Regions from separate parts of the Homo sapiens genome. Here region 1 is linked to region 2. The links are chromatin contacts, found by Hi-C or POLR2A ChIA-PET in ENCODE. All regions are on one chromosome and are shown on one strand. Each heading gives the region's core, a stretch centred on a gene start or an enhancer-like site at or near the end of the contact. The rest is flanking DNA. Distances are from core to core; before and after follow the strand shown.

Region 1 (2,944 bases), core at 134-2,633, 39 kb before region 2:
TTCAAGACCAGCCTGGCCAACACGGGGAAACCCTGTTTCTACTAAAAATACAAAAATTAGCTAGGCGTGGTGGCTCGCACCTGTAATCCCAGGTACTTGGGACGCTGAGACATGAAAACTGCTTGAAGTAAGGAGGTGGAGGTTGCAGTGAGCTAAGATCATGCCACGGCACTCCAGCCTGGGTGACAGAGCTAGACTCCGTCTCAAAAAACAAAACAAAACAAAAAAAAAACTGGTTCACAAAGCTCTGTCTCCAGCATAGGCTACAGGCTATCAGGTTGTTCTGATCTGGGATCTGTCCTGTTCCCATGCTCAGATATAGCTCCTCACACCCACCCTCTCCCTCTCTAGGGCAGCTGCTTGGCCTTCCCACTCACAACCAACCAGCACTTACTATCCAGATTACAACAGGCCCCTTACCAAGCTGGATCCACCACCCACCTCTCAACCATGCACAATTTGTGAAATCTGAGAAAACCTACTGGGCTGCTACTACCTCAACCTGAAAACATCCCCTTCCCTTCCCCAAAACACTGTTTAAGGCCCACTTCCTTTATAAAGCATCTCAGTGGCCCAGATTCTCCAAAAAGTTATGCATTGAAATGCTGTAGTTGTAAATATTTCACATCCTCTCACGTGTATCCTCATAACTGGCAAAAGTGAGAACTGGCCCTGTGGCCCACCTTTTCTAGTCATCGCCAGCCCTGGAAAGGCGCACTGGGATAGAGCCGCAGGGACGTACCTCATACTCAGGCTGGTTGACCACACCCTGCGACACCAGCAGCTCAGCGTACTTCTGTAACACAGGCTTCTGCTTGCGGATCTGCTTGTACATGAGCGGCTGCGTGAACATGGGCTCATCCATCTCGTTGTGGCCGTTGCGCCGGTAACACACCTGCTCAGAGCAGTGAGAGGATGTCAGAGACAAGGGCTGGCCCCTTGGGAAGAAGTGCTGTTCAGGCACCTGCCCCATCTCTCCTAGGTGATGGCCACGTTCTTCATTCCTCATGCCTGCCCTGGAGTTTACCTTCTCTAGAATTAGGATTCTGTGTATCTCTCCTTCACACAGTAGAGCTGCTCTGTCAATGAGGAGTGGCCCTCCTCACCACCACAGCTCCTGCCTGGGAAGCATTCCTTGGTGCTTACAGGCCTGAACTATTTGGAGCTCAAAGGAACCAGCATGAGGCCTGGCAGTAGAGAGCCCTGAGGTGACTCATCTAGACAAGCTCCTCTCCTTGGGACACAGGGGTGCCGAGGGCAAGAGGGGTGGGTCAGATGCTCTGCCCAGGACGTGCTGTCCCCAGAGTCACTCACCAAATCGACAACCACGTCCTTGTGGAAGGTGCTCCTCCACTCGGCCGCCACTTTGCACACGTACATGACAGCCTCGGGGTCATCTGAGTTCACGTGGAAAATGGGGGCATTCACCACTCGGGCCACGTCAGTGGGGTAGGGGGAGGAGCGGGCCATCCGAGGGTCGGTGGTGAAGCCGATCTGCAAGGAACATGTAGCCTAGCAAGAGGGCACCTGGCACAGCCGGCACAGGGACCAGAGGGCGGGGCTGAGGCCGGGCATGGCATGCACTTGCCATCTGGCTACTCTGAGTACGTACCCCAAAATGGCTGTTTACACTTTTTCTTTTCCTTTGTTTTTTCCTATTCTGATAACAAAATCCATATATATTTAACATAGAGAATTTAAAAGACATAGTATGAAAAGTTAAATTAAGTTACCTATAATTCCACAGGCTATGGGGTAAATATTCTGATGTTTTCCTTTCCAGATTATTTTCTTTGTATGCATATATATGTAAATAAATACTTAAATTTGGGATCTTATTATTTCTATTATTTTGATTAATTCTTTTTATTTTTTGTAGAGATAGGGTCTCACCATGTTGCCCAGGCTGGCCTCAAACTCCTGGGCCTAAGTAATCCTCCTGTCTCGGCTTCCCGAAGTGTTATTATAGGAGTGAGGCACTGTGCCCAGCCTAAGAATTTTTTTTTTTTTTTGAGACGAAGTCTCACTCTGTTGCCCAAGCAGAGTGCAATGGCGTGATCTCAGCTCACTGCAACTTCCACCTCCCGGGTTCAAGCGATTATCCTGCCTTAGCCTCCCCAGTAGCTGGGAATACAGGCACGCACCACCATGCCTGGCTAATTTTTGTTATTTTTAGTAGAGACGGGGTTTCACTATGTTAGCCAGGCTGATTTTGAACTCCTGACCTTGTGATCCACCTGCCTCAGCCTCCCAAAGTGCTGGGATTACAGGAGTGAGCCACCACGCCCAGCAAGAATTTTTTTTTTTTTTTTAAAGAGAGAGTCATGGTCTGTCAACCAGACTGGAGTGCAGTGGTGCAATCGTAGCTCACCTCTCATGCCAGCCTTCTGTGTAGCTGGTGTTATAGGTGTGCACCACCAGGCCCAGCTAATTTTTAAATTTTTTTTGTAGAGATGGGGTCTTGCCATGTTGCCCGGGCTGGTCTTGAACTTTGGGGCTCAAGTGATCCTTCTGCCTCGGCCTCCCAAAATGCTGGGATTACAGGTGTGAGCCACAGTACCCAGCCAGAAAAGAAAATTTAAAGGCTTCATAACATTCCCTACCAGTTAGATGTACCAAAATTTAATGATATATTCATAATTTTATGGTTTGCATTTAAATTTTTATCTTATGATATATTTCAAACACAAAGCATGATAATACCACACTGCTCATCCTTAACGCCTTCACCTAACATGAACAAATCCCAACGGTTTCGCCATATTTGTTAGTGGACCAAAATGTTTCTGTCACAGAGGCTCAAGCCCGCAGGCCTCCTTACCCTTAAATCAGAGGAGGACACTGCCACAAGTTGCTATTTGTACTTCATATGTCCGTAAACAGTATATAGTATCTTCTGAGGCTTGTTGGTAACTTTGCAGTTTGCCTTTTAACATTTGCTTTT
Region 2 (3,202 bases), core at 379-2,878:
AGACCCAAACACCAAAACCCTACACCATTACCACAGTAACAGGTAGCACAGACACCATCACAGGGACACACACACACATCAAGGGAGAAGTGGGTGGGTTACATGGTCAGGGGGTCAATTTTATTAAACATGGAAATGATTCATAGAACAGCTGGAATAAGGTGAATCAGAAGGAGGGGAGGTTAGCACCCTGACGATGGAAAGCCATCAGGCAGCGTCATTTGAGAGCTCCTCATCTCCTTAGCTTCAAGAAGTGGCGGATAACAGCACTTTCCTGGGAAGTCACTACTTTGAGATGAAAATTGAGGAAAAGAAAATGAAAAAGCCTAATTTTTAGAGCAGATATTTCTCAGCACTAGATTCAGGTGGCAGACTACTCTAAACCGTAAGATTTTGAAGAATTCTAAAGAATGGAAGGATTCCTTGATCTCCCATTTCAAGAAGGCAAACTAGGAAAGAAGTGCTTGCTAGCTGAAAACAACCCAAGAGCCACAGCTGCATCTCCACAGCTGTACACTTCCTTCTACCTGTAAACTTTTCATCGGATTTCTACTATACATAACAGCTTTCTGAGCCACTGGTGAAATCAAGGCATTTATTTGGATACACAAAACATGCTCCTGACCCTTACTGTCTGGGCTTGTGGGCCTGGGGGATGGGGTCAGGAAGGTAGGCAGTAACACAGGCACACAGAGAAGCTGATGGTTGAGCACTCAGAGTGCTGTCACTGGGTATGCTCCCTGTACTGGGAGTGCAGAGAAAGGCCAGCAAGTGCTTCCTTTGAAGTCAGACTCAGACCCCAAGAAACAGGCCTGCTTCCTAGGGCTGTGACAGGGGCTAGTCTCCAGTCCTGGGCAAGCCACACTGTCTCCTTCCCCCAGGGAACAACAACCACTGAAGAACTCAGAGCCAAGTGGCTCTTAAGACAACAGAATATCTAAATGTCGATATTTTGCTTAAGGCAAGGATGAAGAATCTTAAATTTTCTCCTTCAATCTTCAAAACCAAGACATGAGACCATGTCAAGATGCCATAAGTGAGGTGTATGTTAGCTACCCTGGAGACTCCAGGTAAGGATCTACACAGGGGAGGGCCTCGAAAGGAACCTTAAATACTCATACCCATTTTTAAAAATCTAAAGGCAATGTGGTAAAATGTTTACATTCTTAGTACTGAGTATGTGAATGCTCTTTTATCTGTACTTTTTTATATTTTTAAAATAAAAGGCAAACAAAAGACACAAACCAAAGAAGAGGAGAGTTAAGAGAACAATAGAAGATATTCTGGTTGTCACAATTTACAGAAAGCACACAGATTTTCCAACACCTGAGTGCTTTGAAGCATTGTAAATTACTTCTTGAAGAGTGCAGGTGCTGTGAGGGAGGAGAGAGGGAGCGGATGGAGATTTGGCCACAGTACTTCCAAGTGAAGCACAGAAGCAGGAATGTGACGCTGGGAACTAGGGGACTCGGTTTACCAGTTTCTGGGTATCTCCAGTCAAAGAATCTTCTCAAATGTCAGATGTCTGCTTGGCCAGCTTCATTCTCCTTGAGGGTGACCATATCGCCCATGGCTTCAACCACCCTGGTTATGTTCTTAGCTTGGCCCCGCCCTCCCGAGTCACTTAGGAAACCTCGTCTCCAGCTCCTCGGTTATCTGTGGCACACAGCACGCTGCACATAGCAATCAATGCTTACTAAATGAACTGCTCTATATCACTCTGAAATTACAAAAGCTAATTAAACGTCAACTCTATTTTTAGCTTATTTTTCTCAGCCATCAAAGGAACAAACCGGAGAGCCCTGGAAGGTCAGGAGGATATGTGGAAACTTTGTCATGACTCGCTGTGCTGTTAATGACAGCAGGTTGTCAGAGAAAGGCAAGAACTAAGTAGTTGACATTTTGCCACATTTTTCAACTTTTAAATTGACTTTTTAACTATTTAACTCACGTTCATTTCCTAAAATGGTATTAGCAATTTGTAAACATCAATGGTAAATGGGAGAGAAGTTTCACACTTTCTTCCCATTTATTTATACAATTGGTTTTTAATTCTCTTTTAATTATGTTTAAATCTCACATTAAAGTACATCTCACGGAGCGTGGTGGCTCATGCCTATAATCCCAGCACTTTGGGAGACCAAAGCAGGTGGATCACTTGAGCTCAGGAGTTTGAGACCAGGCTGGACAACATGGTGAAACACCGTCTCTACTAAAAATACAAAAATTAACCAGGCATAGTGGCACATGCTTGTAATCCCAGTTATGTGGGAGGCTGAAGCAGGAGGATTGCTTGAACCTGGGAGGCAGAGGTTGCAGTGAGCTGAGATCCTGCCACTGCACTCCAGCCTGGGCAACAGAGCGAGACTCCGTCTCAAAAAAAAATAAAATAAAATAAAAATAAAAAAAAACAAATTTAATTAGGCCAGGCACAGTGGCTCACGCCTGTAATCCCAGCACTTTGTGAGGCCTAGGCAGGTGGATTACATGAGGTCAGGAGTTCGAGACCAGCCTGGCCAACATGGTAAAACCCTGTCTCTACTAAAAATACAAAAATTAGCCTGGTGTGGTGGCGCATGCCTGTAGTCTCAGCTACTCAGGAGGCTAAGGCAGGAGAATTGGTTGAATCTGGAAGGAGAGGTTGCAGTGAGTCGAGATCGTGCCACTGCATTCCAGCCTGGGCTACAGAAAGAGACTGTCTCAAAAAACAAAACAACAACAAAAAACCCAGTAAAGTACATCTCAATCATTTTTGTCACTGTGAAAAGTTATACTCAGAATTTATACCGAAACCACAGACAGTGGCATTTTTAAGTGGGAAACTAATTCGAATGCTACACTTGAAAGATAAAATTGGGCCAGGCGCAGTGGCTCACCTCTGTAATCCCAACACTTTGGGAGTCCGAGACGGGCGACTCACTTGAGGCCAGGAGTTCAAGGCCAGCCTGACCAACACAGTGAAACCCCTTCTCTACTAAAAATACAAAAATTAGCCGGGCATGGTGGTGCACATCTGTAATCCTGGCTACTTGAGAGGCTGAGGCACGAGAATCACTTGAACCTGGAGGTGGAGGTTGCAGTGAGCTGACATTGCACCACTGCACTCCAGCCTGGGCGACAGAGTAAGACTCTGTCTCAAAAAACAAAAATAATAATTAAAAAAAACCAAACAACAGCAAGAAAAAACTGAGGGCAAGAATTT

What was found. Hi-C counts contacts between places; a loop is a spot of excess contacts on that map. ChIA-PET counts read pairs that join two places held with the same protein, here RNA polymerase II (POLR2A). Pooled maps may share reads with other maps.
Region 1: a loop to region 2 is called in a map of heart left ventricle, with 6 times the contacts of the local background. The contact joins two enhancer-like sites. A Hi-C loop is called at or near these places in 4 of 168 maps with a recorded cell type or tissue (cardiac septum, heart left ventricle and psoas muscle) and 5 of 50 pooled maps. POLR2A ChIA-PET finds 5 or more read pairs at or near these places in 9 of 52 experiments (A549, B cell, GM12878 and 6 more).

The regions. Positions count from the first base shown.
Region 1 is chr7:44,692,375-44,695,318 of GRCh38, reverse strand. It overlaps OGDH (oxoglutarate dehydrogenase), which reads right to left. Exons shown (of 23, transcript NM_002541.4): 11 at 1,315-1,494; 12 at 743-895. Among named protein-coding and RNA genes, the nearest start is that of ZMIZ2, 55 kb to the left of the region's middle. Within about 2 kb of position 1,383, at least 6 of the 41 ENCODE cell types and tissues checked have a DNase peak (open chromatin) inside an H3K27ac peak, as active enhancers do; they include heart left ventricle and psoas muscle, where a contact is called at or near this core.
Region 2 is chr7:44,653,047-44,656,248 of GRCh38, reverse strand. The region is part of intron 4 of OGDH (oxoglutarate dehydrogenase); the gene reads right to left. Among named protein-coding and RNA genes, the nearest start is that of OGDH, 48 kb to the right of the region's middle. Within about 2 kb of position 1,628, at least 4 of the 41 ENCODE cell types and tissues checked have a DNase peak (open chromatin) inside an H3K27ac peak, as active enhancers do; they include heart left ventricle and psoas muscle, where a contact is called at or near this core.